Regions from separate parts of the Mus musculus genome. Here region 1 is linked to region 2. Evidence: chromatin loops called from intact Hi-C (ENCODE). Cell type or tissue: heart. All regions are shown on one strand. Links, peaks and the distances in the headings refer to the core of each region. The heading gives the core; the rest is flanking DNA. Region 1 holds the start of Lrrn2 (leucine rich repeat protein 2, neuronal). Region 2 has its middle 15 kb from the start of Gm31101.

Evidence for each region. Hi-C counts contacts between places; a loop is a spot of excess contacts. Peaks named below come from ENCODE experiments on the same cell type or tissue, not always from the same donor. Only the 100,000 strongest peaks of a DNase experiment are listed, where the experiment ranks them.
Region 1: a loop joins it to region 2, with 1.9 times the contacts of the local background. A loop is called at or near these places in 2 of 42 quality-filtered maps.

Annotation. Positions count from the first base shown.
Region 1 is chr1:132,877,896-132,883,261 of GRCm38, reverse strand. It overlaps Lrrn2 (leucine rich repeat protein 2, neuronal), which reads right to left and starts at 2,907. Exons shown (of 2, transcript NM_010732.4): 1 at 2,587-2,907. In heart, for the core only: no CTCF peak of the experiment used is centred there; DNase peaks (open chromatin) are centred at 1,731, 2,401, 2,681, 2,931 and 2 weaker places; H3K4me3 peaks cover 2,351 bases; H3K27ac peaks cover 1,491 bases; H3K27me3 peaks cover 4,225 bases.
Region 2 is chr1:132,769,511-132,774,876 of GRCm38, reverse strand. No RefSeq gene overlaps it. Among named protein-coding and RNA genes, the nearest start is that of Gm31101, 15 kb to the left of the region's middle. In heart, for the core only: a CTCF peak has its summit at 3,235 (motif pointing right); no DNase peak of the experiment used is centred there; H3K27me3 peaks cover 498 bases.

The DNA.
Region 1 (5,366 bases), core at 303-5,302, 110 kb before region 2:
TCACATAGCCTAGTGCAGAGCAGCTGCTCCTTAAACTGTCTTTAATTCCTTTCTTGTGCAAACCACTGACTTCTGCATAGTCCTGGCCTCCAAGATAGATGATGATATACAAACCACTTCATCCTTTCAGGTTAGAAACGACTTAATGATAGATACATCATAGATAGGAAGCGATGGAGATACGTTGTATATAGGGAGCGATAGAGATGGAATGTTAAGGGCCATTCTGTGATTATGATGCTAATTTGCTGGGGTTATTAATACTCCTCATTTCCCTCCACCACACCTTTGAAAGAAACTGGTGGGCATGGAACTAAATAACTATCAAGTTCAAATACAAGTTCAGCTCTGCCTACGAGGTTTGTCTATTACTTGTAACCTCCACACTTAAGACAGTCACATAGTAGGTGTTTAGTAAGTAGTTGATGGACAAATAAGTTTTACAAAAGCAAGGAGTTTCCTCCTTCCCTTCAAATAAAAGAAACAAGGGGGTAGAGAGGAGGAGGGGGAGGAGCAAGTGAGTGAATGGTAGGGCAAAGGGAAACAAGGAAATTCAGGTGCCAGACCTGTCAGCCTGGTCCTCTCTGCAAAGGGGATGTGCCAGGGACAGTGGTACCTGTGCACCCACTGTCAAGAGGCTGTCAAGAGGCTGTCAAGAGGCGAAGAAGCCATTGTGTGCCTGGCTTGTGGTTTAAGCTGCATTTTACAGAAAGATAAAGGTGGAGGTAGAAACCTGGAGGAGAGGAAGGAAGGTAAACTTGGAGGATGGTCGGGAGAGGATGAGCAGTGTAGTGTGAGAGCAAAGGGAGAGGGAGAGGTGCTTCAGGAGGAGGGAAAAGGAAAGGAGGGACGGGGCAGATGTGGGCAGTTAGGAAGTATTCTGCTGGCCTAGCTTAGCTCAATGAGGCCCCAATCTCTCAGTTCTTATTGCCATTCCATGTCTCCGGCAGGGTAAGCTCTGGCAGGAGATCTGGTTTGGGGGGTGCTTCTAGGTGCCAGACTCTGGGAATGGTTAAAATCCCTGAGGTGCCAGAGAGTTTTTCAACTCGACCCTTTCCAAATAACATTCTGCCCTAGGCCCCAGGCCCCCTAAACAGGCAGCAGGCAACATCTGAGGCAGTCCAGGGATGGAAGAAGGCCAGAGAGGCACAGACCCCGAGCTGTGCTTCTCCCTTCCGCTTCTTCACAACGTCTCCTGGCCAGGAAAGTGGGTCAAGCCACCACAAGGTAGGCAGAAGACCCATTGGCCAGGGAGCCTTCGCATTGTGCACACAGCCCTGGTCCTCCCTGCTCTTTGGAGGACTGTTCAAGGAGCCCAGCGGCCACTGACAGGAGGTTGCTCGCTTCTCCCTCAGAAAGAGAATACTGTCCAGAGTGATGGCGAGGCTCATGAAGCCTGTCAATCATTCTGGATAAGTAAGGACGGGTAGATATTTGCTCCTGGGTCCCCTAGATAATGGTGAAGACGCTGGCAAAAGGCCACTCCTGTTGTCCTGACCTGGCTGCTCTCTCCAGTGCCCTCCTGCCTCCTGGGGTCTTCAAGCAGACGGCAGCCAGTCCATCTCTGGCAACCAGCGGCAGCCAGCGCTGTGCCCAGCCCACCCTCCTCCAAGCCCTGCCAGTCGCCCAATTAGAAGCTGCGTTGGCTTCAACAGATGGGAGCTGCGGCAGCCTGAGGAACAGAGCACAAAGCCCAGCTGACATTTTCCTTCCTGTTCATTTGGTGGGGGAGGAAGGGCAGGGGCAGCCGGGAGCATTGCAACACCCTGCTAGGGCCCACCCCCGGGGTCCAGTTCTCTCCTTCAGCGGCTCAGTTCAGCTGCCTCACCCCGCCGCTCGAGGATCTTGGCTGGCTGGGCAGTCTGCGCCCGCACAACCCTGTCATGCCAGCAGGACAGACGGCCCACCTGTGGCTGGCCAGCCCAGCCTGTCCCTGGCATGATGCGGTGGCCTCAGAGCTGCTTTAAACCGCACAGCGCCCAGGCTTAGCCCGGCCGACCCCTCCCCCACCCAAAAGTCCCATCTTAGACTGCAGTCAGACCCTAGTCTCCCGCCCGGGAGGAGCCTGACTCTCGGTGCCAGATACTTTGTACAGACCCAACCAAGGCCACCCTGTCTTTTTTGCACGGCCACCACCCGAGCTCCCAGGAAGGGAAAGTCCCCTAGGCTCTAGTGCGCTTCCATCCTGCGAGTTCTCCTCTGTCACGCCCTCTCTAACCCCGGGGCCACCTCTTTGGCTCCTCTGCATCTCCAGGGCTCCCCGCTACCCAGCAACAGTTTGAGGGGTTGGGGCCTCTCCCAGTTGGTTCAGGCCCCGACCCTCTCCCCCGCAGCTCCGGTCCAGCCAGCGCAGCGGCCACCTCCTTTGCATTCTCTAGCTCTCCTTCCTTCGCCCCTCCCGGCCTTCTCCCCAAATCACCAGCTCTCCTGCAGGCATCTCGGCGACCGCCGCGGTCGCGGCCGCGCTCCCCTCCCCCATCGGGTCATCAAAGCCCGGGCCGCGGGGACAGGATCTCGGCGACCCTCAAGGCCAAGCCAGCGTCCTCGGAGTCCACAGTCCCGGCCGCCAGGGAGCCGCACACTCACCGCGCGGGCGCTGTCCTATGTCCGTCACTCGCCTCCCGGCTGGGATCGCTGCTCCACGGCGCGCTGCTACCCAGGCCCGGGAGGCTCGCCGGGCGCCTTCCCCAACCTACACTTGTCCTGGGAGTGGTCTCAACGCTGAGCCTGCGAGGGCGTCAGCAGAATGACAGTGTCCCCAATCCTGCGCGCCGCGGCTGGAGGTTGGCGGCCAGGGCCGGCGCTCCCGGAGCGCCGCGCGTCTGCGGAGCACGGAGCAGGCCCGCGGCGCCCGGCGCCCCCGCCGCGCCTCCTCCCTCCTGGCTGCTCGCGCTCGTCCTCCTCACTAGCTGCTCCGCCGCGCTCCCAACCTCCCTAGCCCACTCCGGTCGCCTCCTCCCTGTCTGCTTGCCACGCCAACCCCCTCCAGTCCCGCTGCCATTTTAACTCCTGAGTGGCCAGAAGCCCCTTCTGCCTCACTTGCACACATCCCAGAGGAAGGAGTTGGGTGGGGCCCGATGCTGTAGTTTGAGCGGTCCTTCTGCATCAAGACCCAAGGCTTATGGAAGAGAGGGAGAAGGGCATAGCGCTTGGGGGTCAGGGGAGAAATAAGTGGCATTGCTGATGCTCCCTCCCACTCTCTTGCAAAAGCCAAGAGAACAGATGGGAAATTCAGCTTGTAGGACAGGTGTGGCTCATAGGCACCGCTTAAGGCTGTGACCACATTTTTGCACGGTACTACCCTCCCCAAGTTAACGGTGGACAGGACAAAAGCCGTGGGCGAGTTTGTCCATGGGCACTGGCGGCTCTTCTGTAGCCTTTTCAGTACTGCTTCCAGTCTCCTGGCACATGGTTAGTCTCAGAGGGATTAAGGGAGGCGCTGACAGGTCTACACAGGGACTTGGCCGCAGGGTTCTACACCTGCAGGCTGGTCATCGTGAAGCCATGAAACTAGGAGGTAAAGCAGGACCCAGAAAATGGGTGCTGGGCTACTGCTTGGTGGCTCAGAAAATTGGGGTCACCAGCACACATTGGGGCTTACTTGAAGAGTAGGTCTGCTGCAGTGAAGGCTTCAGGCCCAAGTCTTTGAGAGGCCTTCAGTGTGGCCCACTAAGAATAGGTACCAGAGCTAAGCTTCATAGCACGCCACACCCAATCAGAGCCTGGAAAGTCAAGATGAGAGAAGATGGGGCTCAAGGTGTAGGGACTTCTGCAAGTCGGGGCTTCTTTAGGGGGCCATTCTTCATGACTGGCTTTAGATTAGTGTCCCTGGCCAGACACAGGGCTTCTGGGTTCTGTTTATTCTAAGAATACAACCAGCAGTGACAGCCATGCCTACAGCCTTGTCGAGTGGACTTGGAAGTTCTGTGTTCTGTATAGACAGAGTTGGCCCCTTAATCCTTCCAGTAAGCACATACTAAATACCAGCAGAACTACTCGCTGGTCTCCACCCGCCACCCCTGCTGTGGGATATAATGGCCCTCGGGAGCCGAGAAGGACGGGGTGGAAGTACTTGAAACAAATTTTAGCATTTCAAGGCAATGGAAGGTGCCATAGAAACACAGATTGAAAACGCTGTTCTGGGCTCTGGTTATTCATGGGAGGTTTTATAGAGGAGCCGAGCTTCCAGCTGAGCCCAGCTGGACCGATAGGATTTAAACTGGCAGAGAAAATGGGGACTAGCAAGGCAGGAAAGTTGAGGCAAGCAAAATAGAATAGGTTGTCTGGAAGGTGGGGGCTGGGAGTGGGGGACCAGGCAGTGGAGGAGAGCTAGAGATGAACTAAGAGACACCAAGCCTTTTCACACAGCTCTGTATCAGGCTGACATACGTCCCCATTTAACAGCCCAGCAAATGGAGGCTGGGAGCGGATGGAATTCAGGTCGTCATCCTGGCAGCACTCTTGCACGGGTAGTATGACCTCAGTTATGCAGAGTGGGAGAGCCTGAGACCAAGATCTAGAAACTCATCTGTGGCCCTGTACAGAGTGATTTAGGATGAAGAAAGGCCAGAGGCTGGGAGGGTGGCTGCCGTAAAGACAGGAAATGAAGGAGCACTGAGAAAGAAGAGCCTTTGTAAGGGAGACTGGGTTGGGCCCAAGGGAGTAGAAGAATTCTGCATGGGAGCACCAAGCTTTTGAGTCTGATCTTGCTACTTGTCAAATCAGTGGAATGACGTTCCCAGCCTCAAGACCATCAACATATGCGGATGGATGTCCAAATAAGAGGAGATGTTTGCCAACTCCTTCCCCAGCTCCAGGTCTGAGCTGGCACTCACAACCCTCTGCCTCCTATTACCCACACCACCAAGTGTGTCTTAGCCCAACTGGAGCACAAACTCTGGTGGAAGGCTGTGCCTGACCCAGGCAGCACTGAGATGAAACCAAGATGTTACTGTGGATACCCAACAACTGGTTGCTTCTGTCACTGTTGCAGTTTTTGAGACAGGGTCTCTGTAGCCCAGGCTATCTGTGTGATCCTCCTGCCTCAGCCTTCTCAGTGCTGGCATCATGAGCATATGCCACCACATCTGGTAATAACTAATTAGTGAACAAGTAATACTAGCTAATGGCTGATCCTGGATTGGCAGACCCTGATGTATGGGAAAACCACATGAGCTATTAGGACAAAATTTCTTATAACGAAGTGGGAAAGAATTTATAGACTCGGGGAGATCTGGGCCTGAACCTTGCTGGACCACACACTGTGTAGCTTTGGGAAGGTTATTGAGTGTCTCTTCCTGGTGTAAAAATAGTAATGTTTAAGTTAATTCATAGAGATCTCTTAGTCAAGAGTAGCAATGGGCATT
Region 2 (5,366 bases), core at 268-5,267:
CACTGACCCTCCAGGTGTCGGCTATTTCCTATTCTGTGTAGCAACCCTGTGGCACTTAGGCCATGAGGTCTAGGTAGGTGGAAGCAGGTCACTAGAGGAAGGTAGCCGAGGTAGATCAGTCTGAACCCATCTTGGGTTCTCACCTGCATTCTGGTAGACTACCACATTCATATTCTCCCAAGTTCTGGCTGTTCCTGACTCAGCCACCCCTGCAGGCAATGTCCCCTACTCCCTACCCTCGTGATGGACTGGTGAGGTCTGAAACCTTAAATGAGATGAACCCTTTCGTCCCTCCTTTAGGTGGCTGCCAGGCGTTTATTTGTCAGAGAGTAGAACGGTGCCAACACCATTTCTTTTGACATCCTGCAAATGTGAGGTTCACTGAGAAACTTAGGATCAGAAGTAAAAGGCAGTTGGCTCTACAAAGGGGGAGCCTTTTAGAGAGGCCACACTTGCCACACTCCCTGTTTCTGAGCTTCTCCTGGGCTCCTCCTTAGGTTTCTTCTCATACCACACTCTTCTGAAATGGTCTTCTCTTTACCCACTTTAGCTCCCTGTCCATTCTTCAGTTTGGCTTTAAACACAGATGGAAAACAACCCATGGGCTTCAGAGCAGGCATCAGTTACTTCCTATTCTGCCTAGCAACCCTGCCTCACCTACACCATCCTAAGCCCAAAGCCTTCCACTCTTCCGCCCTCCCCCAGCAGGTTGCCAAGTGTGAAGCCACCCTTTGGAGGTAGCCCATGTCTTTCCTGTCCACTGCCAAGGCCTTTATCTATACCATCCCACCATGTCTGTGGGAACTCCCATTAAAGAGTCTTTTCTAGACCCTTGAGGCCCCTATTCTCCACATAGCCCCAAGAACGAGAGCCTCTTTTGCTTTTTTTTTTTTAAATGACAAGATTATGAACTAGTTCATACACAGAGAAAGAGCACTGGAAATGAACCCAATAAATATCTGTATATCTACCACCTGGAATTGACAAAGTGCAGAGAATTCACATCTAATTTCTGTAAATAAATATGTCCAAACGCAGATTTTAAAGAGTCACTTTCTAGATTGAGAAGCCTCAGAGAGCCACGTATGGTGGCTCACACCTGTAATCCCAGCACTTGGGAGGTAGAGATGGGAGGATGACTGTGGGTTTGAGGACAGCCTAGGCTGCACAGTGAGTTTCAGGCAAGCCTAGGCTATATAGCAAAACCCTATCTCAAAACCACCACAAAAAGAGGCGGGTGGCACTTCAGCGGGGCTGGGGATGCAGCTTGGTGGCTGGGACTAGAGCACATACTTACCCTGCACAGGATTTTAGAGTTTCACTAGTTCTAAATTCACTTACTGTGACTTCTGTGGGTGTGCGGTGCCTACAGTCTACACACTTTGCTGGTTCGCTGGGCCTCAGAGTCCTGCTTTTCCTGCCAGTGTGAACAAATGTCCAACAATAAGCAACTTACGAGGACAACAGGTTCACTAGGGATTAAAGAGCATTAGGAAGGTTGAGGACCACTGTCCTAATGGTTCCACAGCCTTCCCAAACAGTGCTACGAGCTGGAGACCGAGTGTTCTAACTGACAGGTGAGCCCACAGGACATTTCACATCCAAACTCTAACACTCAAGTTTCCTTGTCAGTCAAACGATGGTGACACCACTAGTTACTGCTGGAGTGATTAATCAATTTCATCCTTAATAGCCCTTTAAAAAGTTTATCCTTTTGCAACTTCATTCATACATCCTTTGATATATTCCTTCCCATTCCCCCCTGTCTTGACCCCTTACCCTCCCTCTGAACCCCCTTCTCCCACAAAGTCCCTCTCTCCTATTTTCACATATCCCCATATTTAATTAGGGTTATCTACAAGAACAAGGGTGTGGGGTTATTTACACGAGCACCAGCAAGCCTAAGTGTTTAAACCACTGTAGACTGCCCCTCTGCCTGTGACTTAGTGGTCCATAAGTCCTCAGGAAAGCTGGCTTTCTGAGTCTCTCCTGCCTCCTTGACAGAATGTGGGTGAGCTCAGCCTCATGCAGGGAGCCATAGCTGCTTGGTGCAATAGCCACTGGAAAGTTGAAGTTCTAACTTTTCTTCTACTTTTCTTCTTCTTCTTCTTCTTCTTCTTCTTCTTCTTCTTCTTCTTCTTCTTCTTCTTCTTCTTCTTCTTCCTTCTTCTTCCTTCTTCTTCTTCTTCTTCTTCTTCTTCTTCTTCTTCTTCTTCTTCTTCTTCCTTCTTCTTCTTCTTCTTCTTCTTCTTCTTCTTCTTCTTCTTCTTCTTCTTCTTCTCCTTCTCCTTCTCCTTCTCCTTCTCCTTCTCCTTCTCCCCCCTCTCCCTCTCCCTCCCCTTCTCCCTTTGCTTTGCTTTCTTTTCTTTTTAATCAAGAAATGTTTTTTATTATATATTTTATTTACATTTAAAATGTTATCCCCTTTCCTGGTTTCCCCTCTGAAAAACCCCTATCCCCTCCCCTCCCCCTGCTCACCAACCCACCCACTTCCTCTTCCTTGCCTTGGCATTCCCCTATACGGGGGCATCAAGCCTTCACAGGACCAAGGGCCTCTCCTCTCATTGATGACCAACAAGGCCATCCTCTGCTACACATGCAGCTGGAGCCATGTGTCCCTCCATGGTACTCTTTGGTTGGTGGTTTAGTCCCTGGGAGCTCTGGAGATACTGGTTAGCTCATATTGTTGTTCCTCCTATAGGGCTGCAAACCCCTTCAGCTCCTTGGGTACTTTCTCTAGCTCCTCCATTGGGGACCTTGTGCTCAGTCCAATGGTTGGCTGCGAGCATCCACCTCTGTATTTGTCAGGCAATAGCAGAGCCTCTTAGGAGACAACTATAACAGGCTTCTGTCAGCAAGCACTTGTTAGCATCCTCGATAATGTCTGCGTTTGGTGACTGTATACGGGATGGATCCCCAGGCTATCTTGATTTCCAGTGCCAGAGAGAAGCAAAGGAGAAAGCAGGGGTGGGGGTGGGGCTGAGGGCTGGGGGACTCATAAAGGAAAGAGAGAGAAAGGAAAAGAAAGTATTAGTAGAATTTAAGGGAAAAGACCAGATTGGAGGGAAAGAAGAGACGGGGGGAGATGAAAGAATTTTTAAATGGAGGGAAAGAAAAGTCATAAAATGAAACGGAGGTGACTTTTTTTTTTCCTAGAACAAAAGGGCGTGTTGGGCAGAGTAAAGGTTAGGGTTTGAGTCCCAGGCTGAGCTGCACTGGCACAGGACCAGCTCCACCAGGGGGCAGTGTGGAGCTCTCACTTTCTCTACCTGTAATTCACCTCCTCCTCCAGGTGTGAAGGCCACGCCGAATGAGCTGATGTCATAGCCCTTGGATAGAGTCTGCTACTTGTTATTTGAAGGGTAAGACAGGCATTGAGCTTTTTGGAGATTAATTTTTGATTTATTGGCTGTAACAATGATTTATTCCGAAATACCCCCAGGGCAAAGAAAGGGCTGTAAATATTTTAAATGCTGTTAGCTGGTGACAAGAAATGTTGCTGGCTGGGGAGTAGGGCAGATGGGAATTTCAAATGCCTTCCCTAAATTACTTAAAGGAAGACTCTGATCACTTGCTAGCCTGTTTAAGATCAAGGCTGGCGGGGAGGGGGAGAGAAACATATTAAATTGTCTTATTAACTCCCACAAAGTGTGTTTTCCTTGCTGAATTCATGGGTCTTCCCCAGGATGGGGCAGAATTAGATTTCTCAGACTTCTGGGAGGTCAGCTGCAGAGGCTGCAGACAGATGAGGAAAAAGAGGCAGCCACTGGGTGTCCTCTGACCCAAAGAGCTCAGGACCAAGGTCAAAGCAGGATGTAGGGGAACCCTTTGGACTAAGAAACTGACCCAGACTCCCCAGCCATTAAATGAAGCGATTGTCCTTGAAGGGACCCTGGTCAGCTTGAGCATGTGAGCATGGCTCTGGCAGGCCTTACCCTTCTTCAGGGTTTCCTCAGCCTTGCGAAAGACCATTAGATTACATTCTTAAAGCAACCACCAAGGTCTATCCCATTATCTGGCCACTTTCCCTTCCTGAAGCCAGCTATTGAGGTCCAACTATCAAAGTACTGAAGTCCAGCAATCAAAAGCCCCCCTTTGGGTCATCTAATTAACATGCCCTATTAAAATTAATCATCTCATCCTGACTTGGGGTTTCCCCTTGTGCCTTTATAAACTCCCATTTTCTTATGGGCCACATCTGTCTCCTCTCTATCCAGAGAATCCTTTGTCCCGTCTTTCCCTGGAACAAATACCCTTCCCTCTCTCCCTTGTCTCTTTCCTCTCCTCTCCTCCTTTCTCCTTCTCCCTCCCTTCCTCTAACTCCTATCTTTGTCCTTTATCCCTGCCCTGTGTCCCTCTGGGGAAAATAAATCTTTGTGCTGAGAACTTGGCCTGAGAACTTGGTCCTGGGGGTCCTGGGCTAATACTTTTCCTTTCCATCCTTACTGGTGCCCTGTAGTAATGGTAATGGCTAAAGACTGAGGTGGTAAATCTTCATTTGACATAGTTCAAGTGTCTCTTTCCCCTGCACCAGCCCCTGTCTCATCTGGTTCCATGCTGAGAAGAGACTATATGCTAGTTCCTCTGGCCTCCTCTCTCCCTGGTTCTTGTGCCAGCCCTGATTTTCAGGAAGAGACAGTGATGCCCTCCTGCATGATGGGAGAACCATGGAAGAGCATTGCACCTCAGCCCAATTGGGAAACCAGACAAGCCAGTAGAGCATCGTGGGTGATGATCGGCGTCAGCTCCCTAGGTGCTCCTGTAGCCTGTATCCCTCCTCTCAGGGCTGGAGCCCAGCCAAGGAGAGCCCAGCAGTTAGTGGATACTCCCAAAGTTTAAGAATCAAGATAGAGAGTATTTTCTATGAAGTATATTTAAAAACCAAAAAAGTTGGAGTTGGAGAGATGGCTCAGTGTATGAAGCGTTTTCTGTGAATGCATGAGGGCCTGAATTTGGGTCCCCAGAGCCCATGTAAAAGTCCAGTGTGAGGCTGGAGAAATGGCTGTGCAGTTAGGAGCACTTGCTGCTCTTTCAGAAGGACCTAAATCCAGTTTCTAGTACTGATCTGACAGCCATCTGAAACTCCAGCTCCGGGGGTTCTGACACCTCCATCTGGCCTCCCTGGCACCAGCACACAAATGGCAGATGCTCACACAGATACACACACATGCATATAAGTAAAAATAAAATAAGTCTTAAAGCAAAACGCCTGTAACCCCAACAGAGCAGAGGTGGAGATCAAGGATCTCTGCAGCTCACTGGCAAGCCAGATGACTGAGGAAGGTACCTCAGGGTCAAGAAAGACTCAAGGTTAGACCCCAAGTTCATCTAGTCACAGTTAGAGTGTTAATCCCAGCTGCACACTG